Regions from separate parts of the Homo sapiens genome. Here all the other regions are linked to region 2. Evidence: chromatin loops called from intact Hi-C (ENCODE). Cell type or tissue: lower leg skin. All regions are shown on one strand. Links, peaks and the distances in the headings refer to the core of each region. The heading gives the core; the rest is flanking DNA.

The links. A loop is a pair of places that touch in the nucleus more often than their neighbours do. Peaks named below come from ENCODE experiments on the same cell type or tissue, not always from the same donor. Only the 100,000 strongest peaks of a DNase experiment are listed, where the experiment ranks them.
Region 1: a loop joins it to region 2, with 2.4 times the contacts of the local background. A loop is called at or near these places in 25 of 110 quality-filtered maps.
Region 3: a loop joins it to region 2, with 3 times the contacts of the local background. A loop is called at or near these places in 4 of 110 quality-filtered maps.

The regions. Positions count from the first base shown.
Region 1 is chr18:11,710,526-11,721,167 of GRCh38, forward strand. All of the region lies in intron 1 of GNAL (G protein subunit alpha L), which reads left to right. Among named protein-coding and RNA genes, the nearest start is that of GNAL, 27 kb to the left of the region's middle. RefSeq lists an enhancer at 3,535-4,094. In lower leg skin, for the core only: no CTCF peak of the experiment used is centred there; no DNase peak of the experiment used is centred there.
Region 2 is chr18:11,649,831-11,660,472 of GRCh38, forward strand. MIR7153 (microRNA 7153) reads right to left here and starts at 5,111; the gene lies at 5,055-5,111. RefSeq lists an enhancer at 7,921-8,090 and a cis regulatory region at 8,006. In lower leg skin, for the core only: no CTCF peak of the experiment used is centred there; a DNase peak (open chromatin) is centred at 5,645.
Region 3 is chr18:12,051,714-12,062,355 of GRCh38, forward strand. It overlaps the pseudogene LOC107985122. Among named protein-coding and RNA genes, the nearest start is that of ANKRD62, 37 kb to the right of the region's middle. RefSeq lists enhancers at 7,279-7,820, 7,821-8,360, 8,903-9,442. In lower leg skin, for the core only: no CTCF peak of the experiment used is centred there; DNase peaks (open chromatin) are centred at 5,054 and 5,468.

The DNA of each region.
Region 1 (10,642 bases), core at 1,465-9,464, 60 kb after region 2:
TTAGTATGCTTTCATTTCAACTTGAAAAACTCTCCTTAGCATTTCTTGTATGTCATATATGGTGGTGATGAATACCCTCAACTTTTGTTTGGGAAATTTTTTCTCTCTCCTTTTTTTTTTTGGAGGATAGTTTTGCCAGGTATAGTGTTCTTTGGTTGGCACTTTTTTCTTTTAGAACGTTGAATATATCATCCCACTCCTTTCTGACCTGAAAGATTTTTGCTAAGAAATCTGCCAATAGTCTTATGAGGGCTTCCTTTTATGTGACAAGTTCCTTTTCTCTTGCTGCTCAAAAAATTGTCTTTGACTTTTGACAATTTGATTACAATGTCTCAGTATGAACTGTTTTGTTTTGTTTTGTTTTGTTTGAGATGGAGTCTCGCTCTGTTATCCAGGCTGGAGTGCAGTGGTGTGATCTCGGCTCACTGCAAGCCCCACCTCCCGGGTTCACACCATTCTCCTGCCTCAGCCTCCCGAGTAGCTGTGTCTACAGGCGCCTGCCACCGCGCCCGGCTAATTTTTTGTATTTTTAGTAGAGACGAGGTTTCACCGTGTTAGCCAGGATGGTCTCGATCTCCTGACCTCGTGATCCACCCACCTCAGCCTCCCAAAGTGCTGGGATTACAGGCGTGAGCCACCATGCCTGGTCCTCAGTTTGAACTACTTTGGCTTTATCCTGTTCGTGATTCATTGAGCTTCATGAATCCGGATATCCATTTCCCTCTCCAGATTTGGGATGTTTTGACCATTATTTCTTTTAATAAGCTTTCTTCCTCAGTTTCTTTCTTCACCTTCTAGGATTCTCAAAATGTATACATTGATTAGCTTAATGGTGTCCTATAACTTCCTTAGGCTATCTTCAATTTTTCATTCTTTTTTTTTTCCTTTTTACTCTTCTGACTAGATAATTTCAAATGACCTGTCTTTGAGTTTGTTGATTCTTTCCTCTACTAACTCAGGTCTGCTCTTGAGCCCTGTAGTGATTATTTTCAGTTCAGTTAATATTCTTCAGCTTTACAATTTGTGTTTTGTTCTCTGTTTTATAGTTTCTATTTCTTTGTTGATATTCTAATTTTATGCATACATAGTTTTCTGATTTCCCTCAGTTGCCTGTGTTCTCTGGTAACTCTCTGAGCTTCATAAGATGATTATTTTTAATTCTTTGTCTGATCTCTGTCTATAGATCTCCATTTCTTTAGGGTAGGTTACTGGTGATTTGTTTTGTTCATTTAGTTGTGTCCCATTTCCCTCTTTCTTCATGTTCCTTATAGCTTTATGTTGGTATCTGTCCATTTGAAGAAACAGCCACCTCTCCCAGTCCTTATGGCTTTAGCAGGGAAAGATCTTCACCAATCAGCCTAGCTATAGATTCTGGGAAGCTCTCAAACTTTTTCTGTGGATGTGTCTTCCCTGGACTTGTGCATTTTAATTATAGGGATTTACTGGTTTCTTTTTTCAGGAGCCCATAATCTCTTGCTCCTTCTGGTGTCTCACTACTATACCATAGGCCAGGGTGCCCCACTCTTCTCCCTCCCTCCGTGGGGAGAAGTCATGAGTTTTGCACCTTTTCCCAATCAGCCAGAGCTGTGCTGGCCACAGCAAACCAACTGCCCCTTTTCTTTGTTCTTAGCTTTCCTCAGGCATTTAAACTATTCTTTGTCCCTCAGCACGCTGGGTGAAGCAAGATATAAATTGGTCCCTTGGGCAACACATAAAAAATTCAGAGTTGGATATTAATTCCACTCTCTCGGGGAGAGTGAGGCCAGGGTGGTCTTTCTGGGCACTGTGCTGTGCCAGCTTGGGGGCAGGCCCGACGTGCATAAAATTGAATTGCCCTTTTTACCTCTTTTAATGCAACTGCTTTGGCTTTTTACTTATCTGGAGTACTGTGACTTCTTAACTGGATTCTAGAGCTCTCATAAAGGTGTTTTGGCCCATATATTTTGTTACATCAATTTTTCAGCAGGGCAATAAATTTTTCAGCGGGGCTGGGACTTTCTATTTTGCCATCTTGCTGACATCACTCTCAAAAATAAAATTGTATTATTACATAATTTAAACTCAAATAGAGACCAAAGGATGGTGTGTGAACATTTATAATTTTTTTCTATAGAGTTACCAGTCCAGTTGAAAATCTCTGATTTCTCTCCCTGTCCCATTTACTCCTTAATCCTCCCTAGCAAGCACGGATTCTTAGTTATTCAGTTCTCCCTCTACAGGAGCAGAGGACGTGATTAGACCTGGTCAGGTCTCTCAGAAAAACATATCTACAAGGTGAACAGATTTTTTCCTTGCTCGTAGTAGCTGCCTTTCACAGACTACATTCCCTGTGTCATTCACTAGCCTATGTTTCCTTCATCCTACCTGAAACTCCCTCGTGGGCAAGGGATGAGAGAGGTGAGAAAAAGAAGGAGAGAGAAGGACCCCCTCCCAAGTCAACTGGGAATGACCAGTCTCTGATGTCCCCAGCCCATGAACACCATATGGGGCAACTGCGCTGTTTGCAGAACACTGTGAAATGCTGATATGTTTAATTCCTTCATGCTAAGAACAATTTTATCAATGAAAACTGTGTCCACAAGACATGTGTGTACAACACGAAGTGACTTCTGTGAGCACAGGGAGAAAACAAATGAAGGCCACCCAAATGAGAACAAGCAGAGGCTATTTATTTAGAACTTGCTATAGCAAAAGAGTCAGTGACCATCACTTGTGTTCGGCAGACTCAAAGACAGGCAGATGAGTGGGAAAGCTTTTTAGTGGAAAAAGGAAAGGCTTCAGATATTCCCTGATTGGAGGCTGTTGGCGTGGGGAAGCTGTAGGCTGGCTAAGTGCAAAGGGGACATCCCATGCAATTGGTTAGCAGAGCATCTTTGGGTTTCTCCAGTTGGTCCTAAGTAGGAGCAAAAATTAAGCAAGTTGATAATTATTAGTCAAGTTGTGGCCATTTGGAGCCAACTGTTACAAAGGTTATTGTTTGGCTTCCTGGAGTGGTTGCTGTTGTACTGGATACTGTCAATAATAGGTTGCCATCCTAGGCCAGTTGCTGCAGGTTGTGGGTCAGACTATATATATTTTTATATATAGCCTGGCCATTGCCTGTTTATATATTCAGTCCCTCAACACATATCTAGAGCGAAAACAATCATTTAAAAATAAGCAGAAAACCTCTGCTATACAAGGAAAGAACAGGCTGTAGAGCCAGGACCTGACTTGATTTCTGGCTCTGCTACCTCTGGCCGGTCACTGAGCACCTCCGAGCTCCCTTTCCTGGAGCATAAAATGAAGATGGGAATGTCGTCCAGAAAAATTGTTATGAAAATCTGCAAGGTGAGACCCATGCACAAAGCATGGTCTGGTGATTGGGGTCTCCTGCCCTTTTCCTGTCACTGCCAAGTTCACACTGAGGTCTAAAGGGCGAGGCCTAACACCTTCTCTGTCCTTGACACATTTGCATTTTATCAGGGATAAGGCCCAGGTTTGAAAAAAGGGAACAGCTTCAGAGTCGTGGGATTCTCAAGGGGCATCTCCGATGCCAGCAACTAAACTGCATCACAAAAGTCAGGGAAGCTTGGATTGTAGTCTCTCCCACCCTTCCTATAAATACTTCTCTTCCTGGGGCCTGCCCACTAGGTACCCCTGCCATATTCCATCAGTGAAACGCATGAACCAAAAAGTATTTGAGACAGATCTCAGTCGGTTTAGTTTCATTTTGCCAAGGTTGAGGACAGCCCAAGGAAAAAAGACACAAGTCACAGTAGGATTTGTGGACTGTGCTTTTTCCAAAAGAGGATTTTAAGAACTTTAAAAAGGAAAGAGCAGACAGGAGGGGAAGGAGGGAAGAAAAAAAGGGACAGTAGGTGCTGAGGTGAGTGGTCACAGTCTTGTGAGGCTTTGCTGAGCGCTCGCTGAATCCACATGTGAAAGGAGGGGTAGAGGTATGTTAATTATGCGTTTGTCTCACGCTCAGTAAATCTGCATTTTATATGAGATAAAGTAAATGTAGAGTAGAGGAAGAGGTCAAATACACATTTCTCTCAGAGGGATGATTTCTAGTCTTGTCTTTGTCCTGTACCTGTGAAGATACACTGTTAATTTATATTGTCAGGGTGAAACAAAACAAAACTCCGTTTTAGGGCTCACAAAGAATTTCCTTGTGAGCAGTTAGTGAGGGAGGCCACCTGGGGAGATAGGTGACCTATCTTCTGTCTTTGTAGCCATCTGTTTAGGAACAAAAGGAAGGCAGTTTTTGTATGATTCAGTTCCCAAGTGTAACTTTCCCTTTGGCATAGTGAGTTTAGGGTCCCGAGATTTTATTTTCCTTTCACATTAAGGATAGCTAATGCTGGGTGTGGCGGTTCACACCAGCACTTTGGGAGGCCAAAGCAGGTGGATCACTTGAACTCAGAGTTCAAGGCCAGCCTGGGCAACATGGTGAAACCCTGTGTCTACAGAAAAATACCAAAAAAAATAACCAGGCATGGTGGTGCACACCTGTAGTCCCAACTACTCAGGAGGCTGAGGTGGGAGGATTGCTTGAGCCCAGCAGGTCAAGGCTGCAGTGAGCCATGATGGTGCCACTGCACTCTGGCCTGAGCAACAGAGTGAGATCCTGTCTCAAAAAAAAAAAGAAAGAAAAGAAAAGATAACAAGGCCGGGCGCGGTGGCTCACGCCTGTAATCCCAGCACTTTGGGAGGCCGAGGTGGGCGGATCACAAGGTCAGGAGATCGAGACCATCCTGGCTAACACGGTGAAACCCTGTCTCTACTAAAAAAATACAAAAAATTAGCCAGGCGTGGTGGTGGGCACCTGTAGTCCCAGCTACTCGGGAGGCTGAGGCAGGAGAATGGCATGAACCCGGGAGGCAGAGCTTGCAGTGAGCCGAGATCGCGCCACTGCACTCCAGCCTGGGTGACAGAGCAAGACTCCATCTCAAAAAAAAAAAAAAAAAAGAAAAGAAAACAAATGAGCACAGGGATTGCTAAGCGGGTTGCAAGTTTAAATAAAGTGGTCAGGAAGGCTTTGTTGAGAAAGTGGACATTTTAGCCAGGGTGTGGAGGAAACAAAAGAGGGGACCAGGTCATTCTCTGGAGAAGAGCATTGGGATATGGAGAGCCAGGTGCAGATGCCCTGAGGTTTGCATGAACTGATGTGTTCAAGGAATAAGCCACAGGCCCATGGTCAACCAAGTAGGAACATATAAGGCAGTAAAAGGACCTTGGGTTTTACTTTGGCTATTTATAATAATCCAAGCAGCCAGTAGAAGCTGGGAGCAGGGTGGTAGTAATGGACTGATGAGAAGTGGTCAAGTTCTAGATAGATTTTGAAGGCAAATTAACAATTTGCTAATGAACATATGAAAAAAAAAAAGCTCAACATCACTGATCATTAGAGAAGTGCAAATCAAAACTACCATGAGATACCATCTCACACCAATCAGAATGGCTATTATTAAAAAGACTACTATTAAAAAACAGATGCTGGTAAGGTTGTGGAGAAAAAGGAACGCTTATACACTGTTGGTGGGAGTGTAAATTAGTTTAACCATTGTAGAAAACAGTGTGGTGATTCCTCAAAGACCTAAAAACAGAACTACCATTCGACGCAGCAATCTCATTACTGGGTATATACCCAAAAGAATATTGATAATCCTACTGTGTCCGGAATTGGTGGGTTCTTGGTCTCACTGACTTCAAGAATGAAGCCGCGGACCCTCGCGGTGAGTGTTACAGTTCTTAAAGGCGGCATGTCCAGAGTTTGTTCCTTCTGACGTTCGGATGTGTTCAGAGTTTCTTCCTTCTGGTGGGTTCGTGGTCTCACTGGCTTCAGGAGTGAAGCTGCAGACCTTCGCGGTGAGTGTTACAGCTAATAAAGGCAGTGTGGACCCAAAGAGTGAGCAGCAGCAAGATTTATTGCAAAGAGTGAAGGAACACAGCTTCCATGGTGTGGAAGGGGACGGGAGCAGGTTGCCACGGCTGGCTCTGGCAGCCTGCTTTTATTCTCTTATCTGGCCCCACCCACATCCTGCTGATTGGTAGAGCTGAGTGGTCTGTTTTGACTGGGTGCTGATTGGTGCATTTACAATCCCTGAGCTAGACACAAAGGTTCTCCACCTCCCCACCAGATTAGCTAGATATAGAGTGTCCACACGAAGGTTCTCCAAGTACCCACCAGAGTAGCTAGATACAGAGTGTCGATTGGTGCATTCACAAACCCTGAGCTAGACACAGGATGCTGATTGGTGTATTTACAAACTTTGAGCTAGATACAGAGTGCCGATTGGTGTATTTACAATCCCTGAGCTAGACATGAAAGTTCTCCACGTCCCCACCAGACTCAGGAGCCCAGCTGGCTTCACCCAGTGGATCCCGCACGGGGGCTGCAGGTGGAGCTGCCTGCCAGTCCCGCACGGTTGTGCCCACACTCCTCAGCCCTTAGGTGGTCGATGGGACTGGGTGCCTGGAGCAGGGGGCGGCGCTGGTCAGGGAGGCTCAGCTTTGCAGGAGCCCATGGAGGGTGGGGGAGGCTCACGCATGGCGGGCTGCAGGTCCCCAGCCCTGCCACGCGGGAAGGCAGCTAAGGCCCAGGGAGAAATTGAGCACAGCAGCTGCTGGCCCAGGTGCTAAGCCCCTCACTGTCTGGGGCCGGTGGGGCCAGTGGAGCCAGCCGGCCGCTCCCAGTGCGGGGTCCGCGGAGCCCACGCCCACCCGGAAGTCACACTGGCCCTGTTCCCCCGGCACCTCTCCCTCCCCGCCTCTCCCTCCACACCTCCCCGCAAGCTGAGGGAGCCGGCTCTGGCCTTGGCCAGCCCAGAAGGGGGCTCCCACAGTGCAGTGGCGGGTTGAAGGGCTCCTCAAGTGCCGCCAAAGTGGGAGCCCAGGCAGAGGAGGCCCCGAGAGCGAGTGAGGGCTGTGAGGGCTGCCAGCACGCTGTCACCTCTCACTACCATAAAGACATATGCACACGAATGTTCATTGCAGCACTGTTCAAAATAGCAAAGACATGGAATCAAACTAAATGTCTGTTGTGGTAGACTGGATAAGAAAAATATGGTACATATACACCATGGAATATTATGCAGCCATAAAAAAAAGAACGAGGTCATGTCCTTTGCAGGAACATGGGTGGAGCTGGAATCCATTATCCTTAGCAAACTAACGTAGGAACAGAAAACCAAATACTGCATGTTCTCACTTATAAGTGGGAGATAAATGATGAGAACACATGGACCCATAGAGGGGAACAATACACACTGGAACCTTTCAGAGGGTGGAGGTTGGGAGGAGGATCAGGAAAAACAACTAATGGGTACTAGGCTTAATACCTGGGTAATGAAATAATCTGTACAATAAAACCTCAAGACACAAGTTTGCCTATATAATAAACCTGCACATGTACCTCTGAACCTAAAATGTTAAGAAAAAAAAGAAATCAGTCTTAAGCAAACATGCTAAACAAGTCTACTAGAAATAGGCATATGGATTGCTTGTATCTTCATATTACATGACAGTGTTAGAAGATAATCTAATTTACTACTAAGAAATACAATCAATTATTAAATAAATAATGTTCCAGACAAAATACCTAGCAGTTTAAAAAAAAAGTTGCATTCTTTATCAGATTACCAAGGTAATACATGTTCACAGGGGAAAATTTGAAAAGTAAGGATAAAGAAGAAAAATGAAAAGAATCTTATGTGACATAATCATTTATTCTTACATTTTCTTAAATTTTTAGTGCAAATTGTCATTCATTTTTCAAGAATCTGAAAAATGACCGGCATTTATCGTTATCTTTAAGGTTAGATATTGACATTTGATTTAAGTCATTCAGAGACAATCAGCCATAATGCAAGTGTGCTATATAATCAATACGGCAGAGTCAATAGGGTCAGGGATTTTACATTCTGTCTTTGTTTCAAAGTTTTGGTAATATAATGCACCGTTTATTTTTCTAAATATGACTATAAGTTATTTAAATGGAATAATGTTTATGAAAGACCTCTCAACATCCTTTATAAAATCATTCACAGATTGATCTCTTATAGCCAAAAAATCAAAGCTGTACATGAAAATGGATTTTCCCCTGCTCTATCTACTTTGAAATAATGATTAGATCACAAGCATCTTCTAGCTAAGGTTTCAATCACTTTACCTCCAGTGGATATTTGTTCTCAGTGTTTCTCTGAGCAGCATTAACAATTGCCCTAATAAACCAGTTCTAAATGAGAGAACTGCACTGTACTAAGATGATGATCTGTGACTTGTTTTATTCCTCCTAGTAACTATATGTAGTGAAGAATGGTTAATGTGTTCTTTTCTGGCTTTTTTTCATTATAGTTTGTCTTAATGGTCTCAAAATGTCATGATGAATATTTTGTCAAGTTGTTTCCATTTTTAAAGCCCTGACTTTATAAAGCAAATTTAATATGAATTTTGTGTACCATGAATTAAATGGTACACAAACTAACAAAAAGAAAATAAAAAATTTGCTGATGAATTGGATGTAAATAGGAGAGAAGGTGAGGAGTCAAGGCTGATTGTCATTTGGTGGGGACGGATAGAGCTAAAATGTATTGAGGACCTCATATGTGTACTATATATTCTCCAAACATCACAACTATTTAAAAACATTATAACTACATAAATAGTTGAAACTGTTGTGTCTGAATTCTATCATTAAAAAAAAATGTATCCTCACAATTTAAATGAAGACACCAGTCACGTGATGGTTGAGGATTGAAGGAGTGGAGGTGTTTGATGTGGATTTTTTTTTTAATTTATCTTCTTTACAAATGACAGGAAGACTGACAGCAGCAAAGATGTATTGCAAAACAGTCAGGGTTACCAGAGAGTCATGTTATTATAAAAGGTACCTAGTATTGCTGTATTTCAGCCTGAGTTTAGGTGGATAAAATCCAAGGCCTCGGTTTCTTCCTTTGATGACACTGGCATTTTATTCAAACAGAGGGAAACTGAGACCATCAGGCAGCTGACAGCTGAGCCTGCCTTAAATACAAGTGGAAGAAGAAATCCACGAAAATCTGGGTTCCTCTTATCTAAGTCATGCAATCTGTTGATACTAAATTGCTTGCGCCCTGGATGTGTAGTTGGGTTGTAGCTTTTGGAGACAAATCCAGCACACCTACTATTCCTTGAAGCATTTGAGTGGCTGATGCCTCACCCTGGAAGAACGGAAGCAGGCTGTCATGGACAGTGCAGAGCTGCACTCACACCATGCTGCAGCAGCCATGGACAGTGCAGAGCTGCGCTCACACCATGCTGCAGCGGCCGTGGACGGTGCAGAGCTGCGCTCGCACCATGCTGCAGTGGCAACATCAAGACATTTATAGCAGCATGTGTGTGTGCCAGCAATAGAGTGCAAGAGACAGATGTCCCTGGGAGGTTGGTGGACCACACAGCATACCTACTTGCTGTTTTGGCTTATGTTCCACAGCAGGGCTCCTCAACCTTTAATGAACATTTGAATCCCCAGGGATTTTGATAAAATGCAGATTCTGATTTAGTAGGTCTCAGGTGGGGCCCACAATTCTGTTTTCCTAGCAAGCACCACATGATGCTTATCAGGCTAGACTGTGAACTGTATTTTGAATAGCAAGGTGAGTCTAGACCAAGAGTTAGCAGACTGTTTCTGTAGGATGAATAGTTTAGGTTTTATAGACTAAATGGTAAAATCAAGGATTATTATGTAGATACTTACATAAGAGGAGAGAAAACAAATTTCCACCAAATTTTTATTAATGAAATCTAAAACATAAAACAAAAATAATTGTGTACAATTTTTTGTAAGATAGGTCTACTAATAAAAAGAATGCAACTGTTTTGGGGGAGGGATAACATTTCACTAAATTAATGTTCAAAGTAAGTGCTCCCATTATCAAAATCAATAGCAGATGTCATCTGTCAATGCTGACTTGTAGTGCGACGTTATGTGTTTCATCTTTGCAAATGTCTTTTCACTCAGACAGATACTGCCAAATATGGATGTCAGTCCACAAGCTTGTGATTTTTAATTGAGCATATTCATCATTTGGAAGACATCTATAAATTGTGTTTGATTCTTCTCTTGATATCTGCCTTCTGGCATTGCATAACATTGCAAACTAACCACTTCCAATTGAAGTTGAAGTGGAAGCTTCTCAATTGCACAGTTAAATGGATGTCGAAATTTGGAAATTTCCTTCGTACTTTTGTCAAGTTGTGAAAAGGCTCCTGGAATTGTCATTTGAGCTTGGAAAATATTTCTGCTGCAAATTTGTGTGGAAATGGAGAGCTCACTTCCTGTTTTACCTTTTGACAGCACAGGAAGTATGCAAAGCACCTTGACATTGTTTATGATTCAAGCAACATTAATGTCCCTAAATAACTTTATTGCAATATAAGATTTGCATACAGATGCAATTTTACCTTATAATTTTAGGTTGAATTACTTAAGAAACAGGTCTTCAGCAAAAGCCAATTTTCAAAGCAATTCAGTGTTCAATAATGGAGATTGTCAAAGGTTCTTCTCTTCCAGAAAAGTGTTCATCTCAGCTCTAAGTTCAAAAATTCACAATAAAACTTTACCACTGCTAAGCCACCGTACTGCTGTAAGCTAAGTCAGGATACTCAGCTTCTGTTT
Region 2 (10,642 bases), core at 1,731-9,730:
TTTTTAGGGGTCTTTTGCTTTTGTTTTGTGTGAAACCATTTATGTATGACCATAAATTCGCTTGTTTATATATTTCATGTGGCAACCAGGCTCCAAGATCACTTCAGTGGTCTTGTTTTCTGACATTCATATCCTGTGTACTCTCCTCCCCCGACAGTAAGTGGGATAGGCTGTCACTGCAGAAATAAATGAGTGTGTGATGTCCACATCAAGGGCATAAAAAGCAAGTTCTCACTCATTCTGGAAGAAACCAGCTGCCATGCTGTGAGGAAACTCAAGCAGCCCTGTGGAGAGATCCGTGTGTCAAGGAAACAAGGCTTGCTTCCAGCAGCCAGCAACAACAGCCAGCCATGCGAGTGAGGCATCCTGAAATTGGGTTTGCTGATTCCAGATAAGTCTTCAAATGACTGTATTCCAGCTGACATTTTAACTGCCATTTAATAAGAGACCCTAAGGCAGGACCACCCAACTAAATAGTCATGCCTTAATTCCTGACCCACAGAACATGGGTGACATAATAAATGTTTTTTAGTGTTTTAAGCATCTAGGTTTTAGGGTAACTTGTTATGCAGCAGTAAATAACTAATATATTTTGGAAGGTGGAGGCGGGATGTTACTGTAACAAAAACCTAAAATGTGGGAGATGCTGTGGATTTGGCAGTGGGAGGAAGCTGGCAGGACTTTAAGGAATGTTAATGAAAGCCTAAAGGACTTTCAAGGGACTGTTAGCAAAAGCATGGTGACATTTGAGAAGGTTGTCTGTGAGGGCTTAAAGGAAACTGAGGCGACTCATTGGAAACAGGTGGTTATGCAGTGGCAAAACGTATAGCAACGCTGTCGTCTACAGAATGTGGAAAATAGAAAATGTATCCTGTGAACTGAGTTTTAAAGGTGCCCCTGATTTTTTTTCCTGCTATTTATACTAGCAGGAACTGTTGGACATTCCCAGCCTCTCCATCTTCAGATGGCAAAGATGCTAAAGGTAAGAACTGGCTTCTTATCAAAGATCATACATATCCAGGGCCCTCTCAAGAAAAGAAGATCGAAAGATGACATCCAGTGTGTGACTGCAAAATCCCAAAGAACTGTTCAGTCAAACAGCAGGACTTCTGCATATGTTAAAGGTGTTGCCATTTAGCAGTCTCAGTAGCAGCCTAAAGGTAAAGAGAAAGATTTATTTTAAAGAGATTTACGGGCGTGACTTCTGTCAAATGGAATGAGCCCATCAAGGAGGCTCCCAGCTACTGGAAAAGAATTGCTTTGGCAGAAACACCAGCTTGGACTGAAAGGGACAGAGGTACAAATGAAAAGTGGCTTTGAACCCTCAAACATTTGCAGGCAGGAAGACTGAAAGACTACTCAGTTTCAAACGTAGTCTACAAAGGAGGAATGACGGAAACATGGAAATAAGGCCGGCAGGGCAGAGCCAAGAAGCAGGGAGACTCATTCCCAGACAGGAGTAGGACTGAGTCCTATTCACGTAACTTTCAAACTGTGCCCAGATGGATTTCAGAATTGGTATGGACCAGTGATTCCTGTACGGCTCCCATTTCCCCTCTTTTTAGACAGGAACGTCTTAGCAGCTATCTTGTGCCTGTCACATCATCATATGTTGGATGTGTGACAGGCAAATAATTTGTCTCTTTCATTCATAGATCCTCAGATCAAGAGAAACTGGATCGGAGTAGCCTCAACCACACTTGGGCCTGATTCAGATCTTGAGATCCTGGATTTTTCAAGGTGATGCTTTTACAGGATGAGACTTTGGGGGGCATTGAGATGACTGTAGTTTGCATGCAGGAAGGACATGAGTCACTGGGGGTGAGAGGGCAGACTATGGTAGCCAGTTTCCAAGAGAAACCCAATGCCCCCGACCTCCTGGTATTCATACCCTCATGTATTCTCTTCCAAAATGAGCATGGCTTAAGGGTGTAACCAATAGGATATTGCAGAAATCATGGAGTATGACTTCGCAGGCTAGGTAACAAAAGATATTTTGGCCTACCCTTAAGTTCTCTGGGATCACTCATTAGTGGGGTAACCAATGACCATGCCATGAGGACACGTCAGCAGCCCTGTGGAGAGGCCCATGCAGCAAGGAGCTAAGGGCACCTGCCGACGCCAGCCCCATTCCAGCCTGCCAGTCATGTGAGTGGGACATCCTGAAATCATTGCTTTAAGCATCCAACTCGTGGGGTGATTTGTTAATGCAGTGATAGACAACTAGTAGATTTTGGAATGCAGAAGAAAGGTACCTCAGTAACAAAAACTTAACATTTGGGAGAAGCTGTGGATTTGGTGGTATGCAAAAGCTGGAGTGTCCACCCCCTGTACAAAGCTCTCAGCCACTGTGGTGCTGGTGGGGTCCTGGCTACAGCTTCATAAGAAGTTTCTAGTTAAGCCACTCCCAAATTCCTGGTCCACTGAATCAGTGCAAGGTAATAGATATTGCTGCTTAAGACCACTGAGTGTTAGGTAATTTTTTTATGCAGGAATAGATAATGTTTCCCAATACAAAAGTATAGGGAAGCAAAGGGAAATTGGAGAATATTGAGGAATGAAAGCAGAGGTAGCACATGGGATTTAAAACAACCCATTGTTTTACATAAATGGGATCATATTTTATTTACTATTCTATGACATATTTTATACTTAAATTTTATGTAATTTTTTTCAGTAAAAGGAAATGACATGGCATTTTCATGATTTTTAAGAAAGGAATAGTTATTAAAATTTTATTGTGTGTGGTTTTCCTTTTTTTTCTTTTTTTTTTTTTTTTTTTTTTTTTGACAGAGTCTTGCTCTGTCACCCAGGCTGGTATGCAGTGACGCAATGTCGGCTCACTGCAACCACCGCCCCCCAGGTTCGAGTGATTCTCCTGCCTCAGTCTCCCAAGTAGCTGGAATTACAGGTGCACACCACCACGTCCAGCTAACTTTTTGTATTTTTACTACAGTTGGGGTTTCAACATGTTGGCCAGGCTGGAGGGCCCCTTGAACTCCTGACCTCAGCTGATCCACCCGCCTCAGCCTCCCAAAGTGCACCTGGCCTATGTGTGCTTTTCCAAACAGAAACATTAGTTCCAGTGAAAGAAAAAAAAAGTGGGGTACACTGCACCACCAGGAAAGAAATTTAAAGTATACCACAATCAAAAAAATGAATTAACAACCTTATTTTATTCTTAATAAATAAGACGAGAGGATTTTTTAAAAATCCACCTACACTCCTACCACAGTGATAGTTGGTTTTATTTTCCTCACGTTTTTTCCAGGTTTTACTCAAAAGTATTTGATTTTACACGGTTAAAATCAAACACACAAGTTTTATTCTTTGCTCGCTTAATGGTACATCTTACAGATTTTTCATGTTATTCCACAGACTTTACGTGTATCATTATTACAGATGTATGACAGTCCCTTCAGTTTCTTCAAAAATTTATACATTTCTCACTTTCCAGCCAGATGTGCAAAGAAAATGTGGGTTCTTTATCCTTTATAAACACTTGGATATTCTCATGAGCCCACTCCACCGGGAGTAAGGAAGGACACATAAACTTTGAACTTGAAACTTTATGTTACCACAGTCCCTGCCCAATTTCACGAGCTCTTGGGTGACTTCTGAGGCGGGTAAATAACGTTTCCTGCTTCTTCCACTCTCTTGCTCTTCTCCAAGAGGATGTGGGCCTGGAGTGGTGCCCATGCCTTCGCAGCGCTGGAGGCCTGTGCTCCTTCCATGGGTCCCCACCTTGGATCCTGTCCTGGGTGCACATTGGCTGGTTCCACTTAAGTGAGAGTGAAATGGAATCCAGCTGAGAAATGTGACTTTCCCTTTAGTACGGGCATCCCTCCCAAAGAGCCTGGCTGTCTCCCACTGCTGGCGAACCCCACCTCAGCTCCTGCTGTGCGGTGGGGCCTCTTGGCGTCCACTTGTTACATTGCAATCCCACCTGCCCCCAGTCCAGGCAGCTCACCTGGCCGCTCTCATCTGCAGGGCCCCTCCAACCCCACCTTGGCAGACTTCTAGGGCAAGCTCCCCAGCAAGTAGCTCAGATCTACCCTGCATCCCTAGGACGTCGGGGTCCCTTCCCACGCCACACAGCAGCTGATGCTGCTCTGGCACTCAAGCTTGTGCTTCATTTCCATTTGTAATCTAGGGAAGGCCCTTGCCCCTGTGCTCTCTTCGCAGGAATTCTGAAATGAGCAAGGCCAAATGCCCTCTTCCACAGGCCTTCTAGCCAACCCGTCTAAAGCACCTCCCTGCTGTGCTTCTGCATCCCTGCACCTGCCTCTTCTGCTCCCGTGGTGGCAGGATGGGGAGCAAAACCGAAAAACATCTGGGAAAGAACGCAAAGGAAGACAAAAAGCAAGCAGGACCCTTACCACAGGAAATAAGCAGCTGAAATGAAGGGGGAAACCAGGAGCATTGATCGAGAGCATGGGGAATGGTCTAGTGCCCCAAACAAAAAGTGTTAGGTGCCCACTGGCTTCAGCAACATGCAGGTACTGGGGGACCTTGAAATGATGCCGTTTCGGTGGAGTGGAGATGAGGAAGTCAGCCAGCCTGCAGTGGCTTCGGGAACAAGTCGAGGCAAGAAAGGAAGACAGTGGATGTAGACACTGCTTTCAAGAAATTTGACTGTGAAGGGAAGGAAAGATATGAGATATGGAATGCAGGTGGCAAATGCAGCATCCAGTATTTTGGCTTTTTGGTTGGGGCAAAGGTAAATTCAACACTGATGAGAGCCAGCCAGTAGTGAGGGGAAGGCTAGCAATTCAGACAGCGTCTTTTCTGCAGGAGGGAGGTAGGGTTTTCTGCTAAGAGAGTAAGCAGCAGGGGCAGGAGGATCAAAGGACCCGGGTACCAAGAAGTTTGGAAAGAGCTTCCATGCTTAATGCAGGAAAAGCGGAATGAAGACATACAAGAATTACCAAGGAGTGCTGGATGCGCAGACGGCCTCAGCCAGCACGAATTGACTGGGGCAGTGACCTGGAAGGAGATGGGTGCACCTGTGTGCTTCCCAGCAAATCCCGACTTCAGGGTCCGGTCACAGAAGTGGTAAACCGTCCATGGTGTGGATGACTTCGACCACCTACCACATTTGTCAGTTCTCACCACACCGAGCACAGGAGCTCGAGTAAACACGCTAGCTGGAATGTAAGCTCCAGGAAGGCAGGACGGTGCTGCCCACCATGACACAGCTGAAGGGTCCTTAGAAATCACCTAGTCAAACCACTCCATTGACAAGGAAACCCCCAGTTTGGAGAAGGAGGCCGGAGTCAAAGGCAGACCTCCTGAGCTCCACTCCCAGACCTTTCGCCAGCACGGGGTGACCTCCAACTCCCTCAGAGAACACAGCCCTCCCCCTTTGGCTTCCAGCTGGAGCGTGAATTCCCGAAGGACAGCTTCACTAGATGCCCAGATTTAGGAAAACTGTAAAGCAGAAATATCATTCCATTTTTAAAGCAACACAACCTCCCCACGTGATAGCTATTAGTAAATAGCTCACAGCTGCGAGGAGGGGCTCCAAAGGACACAACACCCTGTGCCATGGGGTTTCCACGAAGATACATTCCTAGGTGTGGGCACGGTACTCCTCCCCTCCCTGCGGCAACGCGACGGGATGGCACCGGCGCGCTCTGGGGTTCGGAACGAGGCCAGCAGGGGGCGGTCTACACCACTGAGTGTTTTCCCAGCTCGGTTTGTTGTTTGGAAGGAAATTCACGTGTGATCAATCACACCTTAAATATCTTCTGTAGCTATAAATATCAAACATATGTTTTCTAAATGGTTTACACTCCTTATCTCCCCTTTTATAAGTTCAATAGTAGAGAGGTCGTGGTGAGGGACAGAGAAGGAACACCAGACCTGGGTCCGCTGAAGAAACAAGCCCAACAGGAAACTGCCAGGCGAGACCGCTCAGTTGCCTCCCAAACACAGATGGAAGACAGGATTTTCTGGAATCACAGCAAAAGAAAAAAAAAAGCCTCAGCTTTGAACATCTCGACAGCAAATTCAATGTCTAGTCTTTATTATTGAGCAAGTTCCCTAAAACTTCAAAGAGGTAAGCACATCAAAAAAGTACTAAGTATGAAACCCTGGGAATATAAACACATAAGAGACATCCTCCTGTCTTTGAGGAACTGATAACAAAGGGGAAAGAAGATACTATCTCAGGAGTGCTCTGAGCGTGGTTAAGGGCGTGATTCATCCCTATTTAATCAATATAGCTAGGGAAGAAGATTCCAACTAAGCATGAAAGAATAGATGGGACTCCAACCAGATTGTGGAGCACTGGAAACCAAGATAGTACATGTAGCCATTTTTAAGTTTGAATAGCAATTATCTTTCTAGTACGTAATCAGGGTGCAAAGCTTATACCCCTCATAAAAGAGTTTACTGAAGTTCAGCTACAACTTCCAGGTCAACACTTCTCCCCAACCAACCCACCTTTTACTTTGTCCCTCCCCCAAGGGGCTCAGGCCCACTACTGGGGGTAACTCAGCAGGACATAAGCCAAAATTAGGCCATCAGTATCGTGCTTTGGAACGGATTTCATTCTCGATTTTTGAATCCCTTGAATCTCTGTGGTATTGTTAGGAAGGATGGTGTCCTTTATATAGCTTTCCATAAAAAGTGTCTGATTTGTCTGGATGTCCAGCACATTTTAACAAACTCAAGCCTCTAGACCTGGGAGCTGGACCATTGCTTCTACAACAAAGGCAAGTCAGACACAGGGATGGAGCCAGTTCCTCTGGTCTCATGTGTGTGGGGGCCTTCCTGTGCCAATGAATCTACCTCTACCACTCACCCCACCCTAGCTGCATCCCAATCAACAGACAGAGCTTGGTGTGGTGGCACCACCTGTAGGCCCAACTACTCGGGAGGCTGAGGTGCGAGGATCACTTGAGTGCAGGAGTTGGAGGCTAAAATGAGCTATGATCATGCCCCCCCTGCACTCTAGCCTGGGCAACATGGAAAGACCCCATCTCTAAAAAATAGATACAATACAAAACAGACACCAAAAAAGAAGCACCAGAATTTACTTTGTTCTAAGGGATATAGGCTTTGTCACTTCAACAGTCAGGTCATGGGAGTTCTCAGAAAGTGTTTTGACATTTGCTCCCTAGCAGAGGAAAGTCATTTGTGAAACTATTTTTAAACAGCAAAACTAAAAAGGTGGGGTGCCATCTCAGATGCTCATTAGACATTGAGTCCAGAGCTGCTTTGGGGGGTAAGACAGAGACACTGTGCTCTAAATACCAGCACAAGCATGAAGGACAGCGACCACAATCTGTGCAGCCAGTCCACTTCTTTAGGAAATTCGATTGTAAATACTTTGGAGCTGATGAGCTCTCCTGTGTCATCTTCATATCATGAAACCTAATAAAGGTCTCCGAATGCCTGCTTCCCCAGCACCTCCACACAGTAACAATTTCTTGCAGTTTCCATTTCCCTCAAACCTCCCACTGTTGCTGCCACCCTATGGAAGATGATCTTATCTCAAATACTTCAGAGAAAATCTGAAGACGCCGGTGAGGAATTCTGACGCATCCTGACGCCATTTCACCAGAGCCTGTGCGCAGCAATGCCACTCACTGCATCTTTTTTTTTTTAAAACTAAAACGAGAGCCCTTTCTTCCTATCAAAAGGCAGCACTTCTCTAGATGCTTCCGAGTAGCCCTGGCCCACCCAGCCTCCTCAGGCACTCCACTCCCTTTTTCCCTCTTTCTCATAAAACCTCAGCCTTTTCTCACAAAATGCCTCTCCATTGGCATCCGTGCCTGCTCTCCTTTGCCCCTGGGAGCCCCCCCCCCAGGATTTGGTCCCCTCCAGCTCCTTGCTCTCTCTTCCCACCGGAGCTTTGTTTTGATTCATCTGGCCATCCGTCCGTCCACTCTTCCTCAGCCCCACTCCTCAGCACCCCCCAGTCGGACATCCAGCCACTAAAACACTCTCCTTTAGGCCAGCAGAGGCTTGCGTGATGATAAGCCTGCCATCTTGCTCAGTTTCTTCATGGCTCTTGGAAGCCTTGCACACCGCTAAGCTTCTTGAAACACCCACTCCCCGGCTTCCTGAGGAACCACTCTCTGTTTACCCTCTGACCCTCTGGCCACATTTTCTGAGTTTCCTTTCAGAGCTCCTGCTCCTTCTCCAAGCCTAGTTTGAACATTGGAATTTATCAAAATCCTGCTTTCAACTCACTTCAGTTCTCACTCTGTGATCTCTCTTCAAAGGTCTCACCCACTCCCATGGCTTCAAACATGTTCACAATGCCAAATTTCCGTCTCTCGACCCAATCTCTGCTCTGAATTCCAGCCCTCCAGATCAACTCCCAACTGCACATCCCCGTGTGAAGGTCTCACATTGCCTCAACCTCAGAAGGTCCCAAAACCAGTGCAGAGTCAGCCTCCCCCCAACACAAGCTCATCCCACTTCACAAAATGGTTCTTCCATGGGAAAGTCATTTGTGCTGAGGACAAACTCATCCTTGATCCCTTTGTCCCTCCGCACTTGCATCCAACATGGCATTGAGTCCTACCCATTCTGTGTCCTAAATATATTTCAACCTCATCCACTTTTCTCCGTCTCTACTCCCTGTAACCTAACCAAAGCAACTATCATTTCCATGGCCTGACACTCCCAAGAGCATCCTACAGGCTTTCTTTCCCCCATCCGTGCTCCAAACAGCAGCTAGTTGGGAGAACATTACTTCCACAAACTTTTAAGTCACTGAAACCGTGATCTTCAGCGTGGTGTCAGGCCCCATGCAGTCTCACCTCCAGCCAGTCCTCCTCTGGGACACATGCCCCAGACACAGGGCTGTATTTTTTATTCTTGGGTGCCAAGCTTTCTTTGACCTGGGAGGTTTCTTTCATGGGTTTGCTGTATCTCTAACCCTCTTCTTTCCTGCCCTCCTAATTCCCTTCTCCATCTCTCCTTCCCTCCTCCTCTATCCAATCCAACCAGACCAATTCTTTTCGTACCTTAGAGTCTTAACTTGAATGTTTCTCTCTTAGGGACATTTTTCTGATGGCCAACATCTTTAGAAAAGTTTGTATCCTCTTATGTATTCATAACATTTCTCCAACTGTGTGATTGCAACTACCCAATTGTAATTAAGTAATTACTTGTTTAAAGTGACATCTGCCTTTCTAAATGACCAGCTCCGTGATTTGTACATGGCTGGGCCTGTACATGGCTGGGCTCACCATTGCTTCCCTCCACCCTAGAGCAGGTCCTAACACTCTCAAGCCAGTAAATATTTGCCGAATGAGTTAATGAACCCTCAGCTCCAGCTATTGTGTGAGCAAGAGTTGCATCACACCTTCTCATGCACCTCTTCAGAGCCTCAAGGCCTCATGAATCCTTAGTCCAGCTCTTCATGGGCTCAGGAGGATGGTTGCAAGTCCCAGTCTGCCCAGGAAGCACTCCCAGTCACCCTTGTTGCCCTGGCATAATTATTGCGACGCCCCCCCACCCCGGTTCACTCTCAAAGTGCCCTGGTTTGAACTATAAAAAATAGGCTCAACGCATGCTCTGATGGGCCTGATGCAGGCACAGTGTGAAAGAGGCCACATGCCTCTTGCCCCCAATGCTGGAGAGGTCACTGGTTGACACCACAGGTGATCTCACCCCTGGGGTGCATGAGTCCAAGGGTAGGGGAGTTAGCATCCCAACTGGAGAGGAGAGCCAGTCCAGGAATCCCCCTTTTTCCATGGCAGAGGAGGCATCCCCGGAACGAGGTTGGTGTGGCTTCTCAGAGCCACAGTCCCAAGCTCCCTGATATGAGCTCTCTCCCTATCTCTCTTCTTTATCCCCACCCCTCCTTCCTTCTGCATCAGGCTTTGATTTCTGGAGAACCCAGATTAAAATGAGGATTTACTTCCATGTGGCCCTAAAGGAAAGAATTAGAACTGAAGAGTAGGAGAGCAGGAACACGAGAAGATACATTTTGGTTCAATATGCAGCCAACCTGACAGAAGCACACATATGGAATTATCTTCCTGGGGGAAGAGTTCTCTGTCATTCATAGGTGTTCAGACAGAAGCTAGACAGTCACAGACAGGACTATTGCAAGGAAGAGCTCAGTATCCGATGGGGCTGGGTTAGCTTTTCATTGCCTTCCTATTGAGGATTCCAAGATGCAATATTTAATGAAAAGTTATTTCATATGTCTACCTTGCTTAGAGAAAGTAATTGAAATGTGGAGAGAGATTTAATTGGCAAACCTTATCCAAAGTATTGTTTCCCATGAATAGTCTGGCTCACCATGTGCTCAGAGAAGGGCAAAATGGCCAGAAGATCCTGACTTAACATTGAAAAAAGGTACAATTATCCCCAAACATTTCCAGCTGACATAAATATGCACACCCCATCTAAAAAGTACAGCAAACCTGAAAGCCCCATTGGCTGATACTAGTAACCCATTTCTCTGGAATCAGATGATTTATTTTCCTTTGAATGTATCATTTCTGAAGTAATAGGTTAATATTATTTTTAAGTTAATTTTTTTAAAGGTCTGTCTGAATGTTCAAAGATAAAGTTCGCATCACCCTCCCATACTGGCAAGATAGAGTTTGGTATTGTTTTCAAATACGAAGTCACTTTCCTTCTCAAGGAACTGGCCTGGGAGTGTCTCGGA
Region 3 (10,642 bases), core at 1,723-9,722, 400 kb after region 2:
GATTATTTACATTTAAGATAAATATTGCTATGTTAGGCTGCTATTTTATTTGTTTTGTTTTCTCGGTTTTTCATTCATCTATTACCATTTTCTTATTTTCCTGTTGGTTATATCAACATTTTTTAGATTCCATCTTGTTTATTTGCAGTGTTTCTAAGCACAATACTCTTTATCGTTTTCTTAGCAGTTCTAGATATTAAAGTGTGCATATGTAACTTATCACAGTCTATTAGTCAGCATTTTACCACTTCAAGTGAAATGTAGAAAGCTTCATTCTACTTAGATCCCTTTACCCTCCCCCCTTTTAAATAGAATTAAGTATTTCCTCTACATACAGAGCATTTTTCTCCAAACATCAAATATGATGTCAGAAACTCATGAGAAACAGATTCTATTACATTTCCCCCTATTTCTGCCAACCTCCAATGTTCTTTCTTTCCTGTGTTCCCAGCCTTCCTGCGTTATATACTTTCTATTTAGAGAACCTCCTCTAGTCATCTTTTTAAAGGTAGGTTTGCTAGCAACATTTTCTCTTAGTTTTCCTGTCTGGTAAGCTTTTTATTTCCCTTTGTTCATGAATATAGTTTCAAAAGATAGAGAATTTTGTTATGGTTCTTTTCTTTCAGTATCTGAGAAAATGTCCTACACTTCCTTCTGGCCACCATGGATTCAGATGAGAAATCTGCCATTCTTTTATGTAGGGAATGTGTTATTTATCTCTGGTTACTCTGAAGATTTTGTCTTTAGTTTTCAAAAATTTAATTATGATTTGCCTTCACCATGGATTTATTTAAAATTATCTTATTTGATGTTATCTCAGATTCTTGAATGTGTAGTTTCATAACTTTTGCTAAATTTGGGACATTTTCAGCCATTATTTTTTAAAATACTTTAAATACCTCTCTCCTTTCCTTCTGGTACTCTGATGTTACAAATATTCGTTATATGGTTATCACCCCACTTTCTAAATATTGAGAGAATCAAATCTCGTCTCATTCCCTTTAGGCCTTTCGGTTTTGTCCAAGCCACCACAATCACTCAGGAGGGAAACGACCACAGCTCCTTAATGAGCTCTATATGTTATGCCCTGCCTAGTATTTTCTCTATAGAGAAAATATACAGAAATATAGAGAAAACTCCCATACAAACATAAACCAGACGTTGCTCATTTGTTGAAAATCTACCACTAAATTAAGAATAAAATGAATTTACTGAATAAAGCTTACGATAGGCTCACCTTTGGAGTCTACTGCCTCCTGACATCACCTCCTGCCTTCTCCCTTCAGCCACTGCGACTTTTTTTGTTATTCCTCAAAACCACCAAGCACATTCCTGCCCATGGCTAGCAGCTGCTGTTACCCCTGCTAAAAAGAGGCAGAATCCTCATGTCTCACAGTCATTTCAGTCAAATTTCTGCTCTTCTGTTGATCTCAGTAAAGTTTCCCATGACTATTCCTTCAAGAAGCCCACTCAGTCTAATCTTGCTTTATTTTTTTTAATAGTCTTTAAAACCACAGAACATTTAATATACATGAACATCTGTTTATGTGTTTAGTGCTACTTCTGTGAATTCATTTAGAGGCAAAAAATTATCAAGTCTGCACAACATACCTGAAACGATTATAATTTCTGGAAATACTAAGATTACTAAAAACCTTCTTGTATTCATGGAGCATAAAGTCTGGTAAGAAAATATGTTACAATGGTGAAAATACACAGAAGATTGGCTAATTCTATAAATAAGGAAGTAAGTTGGTTCTGTTTTGAGCTTCACTGAGGAAGCACAGCTGTTGGTTGAAGTATTAGTATGCTGTGTCCTTCATAAGCACAGAGCCATGGCACAGGCAAAGGTGGGGGCCTCCAGCACGTAAAAAATTAGCAAAAGGGCAAACAGCACAGGAGATGAGAATATGGCCTGGTGCCTTCATGAGAAAAATGGCCAGGGAAGTATTCAGGGAATGGGCTACAGAGCAACAGACTCCAAAGCATTTGATCATTTACTATTTTCTAGAATATTATTCAGCATTACAGATTTATATTTAAAAATTATAAAAATAAATAATAAATTCATTTATTATAAATAATTCTTATTTGGATTTTAAAATGAAGAAAACAGCCTAATATTTTATTTATTTTATTGCAATATGTATTCTGGGTTCTAATCCTTTAATTCAGAGACAATAAGGATGTGTAGAAAATGGAAAGATTTTTGAACTGTTATACTTGAAATTTCTGCAGAGTATATAGGAGATGACCAGTTGGATCTTTCTGAAGATCCTCTAAGTGTACGCCTCTTCTAGGGATCACTGCTATGGAAAATGGAGAGCAGAAGGTGAGACGTAAGCATAGAATGAAATCACATTGCCAGGTTTCCTCTATAGAAGCAATTCTCTTGAGAGAGGAGGGAATAGATAAAGTATAAAACAAGACCCTTTACATAAACTACTGTAGTTGAAACTGGGATGAAAATAGGGCACTGATAATAGAAGACAGAGAGCAGCAAAACGTGGGAACCAATTCATGGAGAGGAAAAAATGTTTCCTCAGGTGATCCCCATGAACAGTGGCTCAGATACTAGAGTCACAAAGTAAGCCAGGAAAATCAGGGAAAAATAGATTAAACACAGTATTCCAGCAAGATGGGTCTTAAATATACTAAATTCGAAGCATAATATGGAGATCAAGAATGAAAATAAGGATTTGAGAGACATTGATAATTTAGTGGTGTTCAAGCCCATCAAGAGTGAATCAGAAGGTTGTGAGGGAACTGAGAAAAGAAAATAATCAGGAATAGAATCTGAGGGTAAATTGGCTTTTAACAGGCTTAAAAAAAGAATAGGCCATGGAAACCATGATGGAATTTTCTGAAATGTGGAAATATAGGTAACAATAAATAGTTTTAAAAACCAAGAGATGATCATAGGATCATATCAGTAGATGCAGAAAAGCATGAGAAAAAACTCTTGGCTAACTAGAAATAGAAAGGAATTTTCTAAATGGTAAAACGATGTCTACAAATGTCTACAGCAAACATCAGTACTTAGTGGTGAAATATGGAAAGTGTTTAACTAAAAAACTAAGACCGAGATAAGGATGCCTGCTATCTCCAATTTTATTCAATATTATTAAAAGTTCTTACAATAATAAAGTAAAACAATTATGTACACAGAAAGATACAAATAAAAATATAGTTTTAGAAACAGATTATGAATTCAATACAACAAATGTTTGGTATTTCTAGTTAAGGTAGTGTGACATAGGTGTAAGGATTTTCAAATGCATCAACAGAACAGGAAAGAGAGAGTTCAGAAATAGATCCACATGGATATGGACACTTGATTCATGACAAGGTTTCAGAAAAATAATAATTTCAATAAATTGTTCTAGGTTCATTATAATGAGATTTATTGCCATCTTAAGTGTAAGCAAAATCCATCTTAGACAGTGTACATATCTAAATTTGGAAATTAAAGCAAAAAGTTTTAGAAAATGCCATAAAAAGTTTTTCTTCATGACTTCAGAATAGGCAAAGACTTCTTAAACAGGGCACAAATTACATCAACCATACTCTATGAAAATTAAGAACTCATTTTATCAAAAGATAAACAGAATAAAAATGCAACCCAGAGTGGGAGAAGATGTTCAGAAAACACATATCAAAGAATTCCTATTCCGAGCATAGAAAGAAATTTATCCTTAACACAGTATGAAATTATCCCACTCTTACCTAGCAGAGAAATAAATTGTATAAACTAATGATAGAAGTAGGCCGTCTCAACAGCCAAACTGACAGCAAACATTTCAAGAGAAACTATGAAAGTCAGAAGACAGTGCACAAATTTTGAACAGGTAACTTGTAAATGAGAAAATCAAAATGTAATGACATTTTAAAAAGTCAAAAAGGCAACCAGAAAATTCTAAACCTTTCAAGGACACTCTTCTAAAATAAATATATTTTCCAAATAAAGACTGAAAAAAAAAAAGTGACAACAGTAAACAACGCACAACAAGAAATACTACAGTTCTTCATGTTGGAGAAAAATAATATTTGATGGAAGAACAGAACTGCAGGATGGAATGAAGAAACCTGAAAAGGAAATTCAACGCAACTACAGTAATGTCTATTAGAATCTGACAATCGTAAAAACCAAGTATATCAGAACAATGGCAAAAAAGGCAGGATAAGGGTAAACAAAGTTAAACTGTTTTGAGAGTCTTACACTGCCTGTGATGTAGAAAAGTCCTGTTTCCTACATCCTAGTTTAAGGTAGAGAAAAAAAGTTGAAAATGAATACTGTAATAACCAGAGTGAACACTACAAAAATATAAAATGGTAAATGAAGAAACTACTAGACATAAAATTAAAATTTATAAAATGCCTGTCAAGAGGAAAATGGAAGAATAAGTTATATTTTTTCCCCGTTTGCTATCCTTTATTAAAGGGCCCACATCCTCTTGGGACTCCAGCCAAACCAGTCAGGTCCCCAAATATAGCAGGAGGCCTGGAAGGGGAGGGGAATGACTTATGATCCCACCATGCCTCCTTAGAAACAGAAACCACCACAGACAGCCAGACGGACAGAGGCTGGGGAGAGCTTGTCTCACTCTCAGTCCTCTTACCCTTTCCCCTACTTGAAAAGAAACTCAAACACTGGCTATGCAGCACCCTAGCCCCCACCTCACCCATAGCAGCATTTGTGGGACCCGCTCCCTTGCAAGGGGTGGCCCCGAGGCAGCTTCCTACCTCTCCCTTCACTTTGGTTTGCTCCTGGCAACTCCGCGCCCTCTTCCTCAGCCTCCGCCTCGGTCTCCCCCATGTCTTCTATCACCTGCTCGGACCTTCTCTCTCATCTCCTGAGCCTCCCTGCCCCAGTGCTTCTGGGGGAAGCAGCATCTCAGGTGTCTTCCCTTCTCCTAGCAAGGGACTCCACCAGGCCCTCTGCCCAGGATGTGGGACTCACACAGCCGCCCCACTCTCCTTGAGGTCAGGGGCAGAGCGCTGCCATCTCATTTGTGGGGGAGTAGTGTATGGGGAGTAGCGGGGTCTTGGGGGCCGCTGGGCTGGGTACAGTTGGGGCTGCTGAATGTAAGTTGTGCTTTTTGGCCTAGAAGTGCTGGGGTTCAGGCTGTGCAGAACCCGCTCCCCAGGATTGGCCCCCTTCCTCCAGGGAGTTCCTGCGGAGATGGTGGGACCTTCGGGGACTTGGAGGCCTGCGGGCAGGGGTGGCTGGAGGGGGAGTGACCTCCTCAGGGGGAAGGGGTGGAGCTGGAGCCTCCCCGCTCCCCATCCCTGGCCAGGACTCCAGTGCTGGGCATTGCTCTTGAAGGGGAAGCGCAGCTTGCATCGTGAGGGGTTACAAAGCGGGTTGGGGGCCTGTGCAGCACCCCCGCTCCAGCCCTCACAGCGCTGCAGTCCCTGCAGCTGTAGCTGCTCCTGCTTAAGCCAGCAAAGGTGACCTCGATGGAAGGCAGGGTCCTCCTCTATGAGCCGCGACACCCACTCCCAGCTTGACAGTGGTGGTGAGGGGGACCAGGCTGAGGGCATGTGGTCACTGGGGGCTGCCTCCTCTCATCCTTCAGGTGGGGCCCAGTGGAACTCACCACCTTCTTCATTCTCATCCTCATGATCCTGGGCCAGGGGGATGATCCTCTCCATGCAGACCATGCGGTCCTGCAGCGCCTGCAGCTCCCAGTCCTTGCTGCTGTTCTGCAGCTTCACCTGCTGCAGAATCCCCATGAGCTTGCAGATGTGGGCCTGGAGGTCCTCCACCTCCACCCCTCGGGTTCCCTCCTCGCTGCCACCACCACTGCCAGCTCCACCTCCTTCCTCCTCGCCCACGGTGTCCCAGAAATCCCGGGCCACAGCCCTCCAGGCATCTCTGGGGCCCTCTGGCTTGCCATAGGTGTGACACAACTCCCACACCTTGAGGGTGGCCAGGGCCTCAATCTCAGCCTGCCCGTGGTGGAAGTAAGCCAGGGCCAACTCATAGCAGATCTTCTTCACCTCCTGCATCTTCAGGTCAGGCATGGTGGCCCAGCGGGGGTCTTTGCCTTGCAGCCTTCGTCAATGGGGGATCTGATAAACTCTGCAAGGGGCGCTGCGCTTACCACCACCAACCACAGTGAGGCGAGCCGCTGGGCCGCAGGCTCTAGCCTCCAGCAGCTAGCCAAGGAGGAGCTCTTGCTGATGGCTGCCTCCTACCACTCTAACCATACTGCGGTCTCTGTGGCCATCTTCTTTGACTACAAGGGAATAAAACTAGATATCAATAAGAAGAGTAATTTTGGAAACCATACAATCACATGGAAGTTAAACAATACACTCCTGAATGAATGACTAGTGGGTCATTGAAGAAGATACTAAGATGGCAATTGAAAAATTTCTTGAAACAAATGGTAATGAAAACATAATATACCAAAACTTATGATACACAGAAAGCAGTAGAAAGGCAGAAATTTTTAGCTGTAAGTGCCTACCATCCAAACAGAAGAAAAACTTCACATAAACAATACATCTTAAATAACTAGTAAAGTAAGAACAAACTAAACCCAACATAAATAATAAAGATTGTAGCAGGAATAAAATTGAAATGAAAAAAATACACAAGATTAAACAAAAAGTTGGTTTTCTGGAAAGTTAAACAAAATTGACAAACTTTTAGTCAGGCTAACTAAGAAAAAAGAGAGAAGATTCAAATAAATAAAATCAAGAGACAAAAAAAGGAGACATTACAACTGATACTTCAGAAATTCAAAGGATCATAACTGGCTATTTCATAGGCCAATAAATTGGAAAGCCTAGTAGAAATTGACAAATTCCTAGATTCATGCAATCTACCTAGGTTGAACCATGAAAACATCCAAGACCTGAACAGATCGGTGGTAACAAGTAATCAGATTGAAGCCATCAGGAAAAGTCTCCCAGTAAAGAAAAACCCAGGAACCGATGGCTTCACTGCTGATGGCTTCACACCACACATTCACAGACCTAGTACCAATCCTACTCACACTACTTTAAAAAACAGGACAGAATACTTCCAAACTTACTCTATGAGGCCATTATTACCCCGATACCAAAATCAGACAAAGACATGAAAAAAGGAAACTACAGGCCAGTATCTCTAATATTGACACAAAAATCCTCAACAAAATACCAGCAAATCAAATTCAGCAATACATTAAAAAGATAATTCATCATGATTAAGTGGGATGTATCCCTGGGATGCAAGGGTCATTCAACACACAATCAGTGTGATACACCATATCAACCAAATAAAGGACAAAAACCATATGATCATGTCAATTGAAACTGAAAAAGCATTTGATAAAATTCAACATTGCTTCATGCTATAAATCATCAAAAAACCAGGTACAGAAGAAACATACCTCACTATAATAAAAACCACATGAGAGAGACCCACAGCTAGAATCACATGGAATGGGGATATATGGAAAGCCTTTCCTCTAAGATCTGGAACATGATAAGGATGCCCACTGTCACCACTGTTATTTAACATAGTACTGGAAATCCTAGCTAATGCAAAATCGTAGCTAAAGCACACCCAAACCTTCCCCTTCCCTGCACCGTGGGCATTGCAGCACCCCATAGCCCGCTCAACCCAAAACCCCCCACCTGCCCCCGCGGGCAGTGCAGCCCTGGATAGTACCCTTAACCCACCTCACTGCTGCCGGCAATACAGTCTGGGATAGCACCCCCAACCTGCTCCCTGCAAAGGGCAGTGCAACCCTGGATAGGGCCCCCAACCCACCCCCTGGTGCAGGCAGCACAGCCCCAGATAGCGCACCCAACCAGCCACCCAAGGCAGGCAGTGATGCCTGAGATAGGGCCCCAACCCACCCCAGGCTGCGGGCAGTGCGGCCCTGGATAGCGCACCTACCCCTTTGCCTTTCTCTGTTCTGGCAGACTGCAGTGTCTGTCCCTGTCACCAACCGCAGCAAGGCGAGCCAGCAAGGCAAGCCAGCGAGGCCAGCCATAGTCCCGCAAGCTCCAGCCTCCAGCATGCAGCAGAGGGCATCTCCTACTCCAAGCTGGGAATGCAGCAGCTATGGCGTGACCCCTTAACATGCTTTATATACCAAGTTTATAAACTACATGTTCTGATTGTAATGAAAGGAAAACAGCTAGGCCAACTCTGATTGGACTTTATCTTCTCGTTCTGATTGGTTATTCTAAGACTTGCTCTCATCCAATCAGAACATGAAAATAAAGTTCAATTAGAATAGGTCTAGCAGTTTTCTCTCATCCAATCCAGGAACCTCACTTGCATAACCTCAGTATATAATGCATGCTAAGGGGGAGTCCCGCCGTAGCAGGCTGTTCTTTGTCAACCTGTCCAGCCACTCAGTTTGCAGCTTAGAGAAGGTGGAAGTGGACTCCCCTGCCACACTCTGGAGGCTGGAGCCTGTGGCACCAGGGCTTGCATCTGCATGGTGTGTGACGGTGATGGAGATTGCAGAGCGTATGGAGTGGTAGGAGGCAGCTGGCAGCGAGAGCTACTTCCATGCCTGGCTAAAGGAAGAGAGGAAGGAGGCACCTACTGCAGGCTGGAGGCTAGAGCCTACGGGACTGCGGGTGGCCTCACTGACTCACCTCACTGGCTCGCCTAGCTGGGGTTGGTGGCAGCAATGCACACTGCAGCCGGCCAGAGTATAGAAAGGCAATGGGGTAAGTGCACTATCCGGGGCTACACTGCCCACGGCCGGGATCTGGTTGGGGTGTTATTCCAGGCAGCACCACTTTAGGTGTATTAGGGTGTTATCCTGGGCGTCACTACTTTAGGTGTGCTATCTGGGGCTGCACTGCCCACTGCGGGGGGCGGTGGGGGGGTGGTTGTCAGCACTATCCTGGGCTGTATTGCCGGCAGCAGTAGAGCTGGTTGGGGGCACTATGGGTGCTACACTTCCTGCAACAGGGAGCAGGTTGGGGCCACTATTGTGGTTACACTGGCAGCGGTGTAGGGGTGTGGGGACTGGTCGGTCGGGGCTCTGACTGATCCGGCTTCTTTGCCCACAGCGGGGTGGGGATGCTATCTGGGGCTGCACTGTCCATGGTGGGGGGCTTATTGGGGGCGCTATCTGGGGCTGCAAGGCCAATGGCAGGGCATAGGTTAGGGGCAGTATCGCATGCTACATGGCTGGTGGCGGGGGTGGGGATGGAGAGGTTGGGGGGTGCAGGGAGGTGCTTGGTGGGGGGTTTTCCAGCGCTATCAGGGCCAGACTGCCCATGATAGAGGGTGGGTTGGCTGCACTATTGGGCGATTCACTGCCCATGGCAAGGGGTAGTTTGGGGGTATCCTGCCAGTGGCAGGCGGGGTGGTGAGGTGGGTTGTGGGCACTGGAGGGGGACTGCACTGCAGTCAGTGGGGGTGAATTAGGGGCACTATCAGCGTTGCACTGCCTGTGGTGGGGGTTGAATTTGGTGCGCAGTTGGGGACTACACTGCCGGCAGTTGGGGACTACACTGCCGGCAGCGGCATATGGGATAGGGGCGCTATCAGGGGCTACGTTGCCTGTGGTGGGGTGCGGGTTGGGTGTGCTATCCAGGGCGTCATTCCCCGTGGCTGGGGGATGGTTGGTGGTGCCATCCACTATCTGGGGCTGCACTGCCTATCGCAGGGAGTGGGTTGGGGGCCTTAAGGATCTGTGGCTGCACTGTTCATGGCGGGGAGCAGGGGCGTCACTACCTGCAGCGGTGGGGGGTGGTGTTGTCTGGGGGTCCTATCCGTGGCTGCATGGCCCATGGGAGGGGGCAGGTTGGGGGAGTTATCTGGTGCTGCAACGTCCGAGGCGGGGATGGGTTGGAGGCACTGTTGGGTGCTAAACTGCAGTGGTGAAGGCCGGGTGTCAGGGGTGCTATCCTGGGGCCAACAGTGGGGTGGCGGGTTAGGGGTACTATCAGGGGCTGCCCTGCTGGTGGTGGCAGAGGTTGCAGCAACAGCAGTGGCCTCCAAGGAAGGAGCCTTCCTCCTCTCCCCGGACTCCAGACTCTCGAGGGTGACCTCCTCCTGCTCCTGCTCGAGCACAGGGAGTGCATAGCGTTTCCATGGGAATCCTGAACATGGCAGGGCCTCCATACCCGCTGTGGTTCTGATGGCCTGGGGCTGCTGCTCACCTCGCAATGGTTGGTGGTGGCTACGGAGACTGCAGTGCGCCAGAGTGGTAGGAGGACTGCTGGCTGCAGCCGTGGCAGGGTTGGGGCTGCGGCGGTGGCCAGGTGGTAGGAGCTTTGTAGCTCGGGCCAGTGCATTGAGGACAACAGTAGCGATGGTTGTACTGACATTAGTGCTGGTGGGGACAGCAGCAGCAAGTCTAGGGGCCGGGAAGGGGCAGTAAGAGCACTGCAGGGCCTGCCCGGCCAGGACTTGGGTGGGTAGGAAGCTTCGGGTGCCTCAGTGGAAGCGAGGGAGGAACAGCCAGGGCAAGGAAGAGTCCTCCCCCTTCTCCTGCAGTCTCTGGAGGGAGCCCTCCTCTGCATGAGCCAGGTGTGAGTGTCAGCATATTATCTCACTCTTTTTTTTTTTTTTTCTGAGATGGAGTCTCACTCTGTCACCTAGGCTGGAGTGCAGTGGTGTGATCTCAGCTCACTGCAACCTCCGCCTCCCAGGTTCAAACTATTCTCCTGC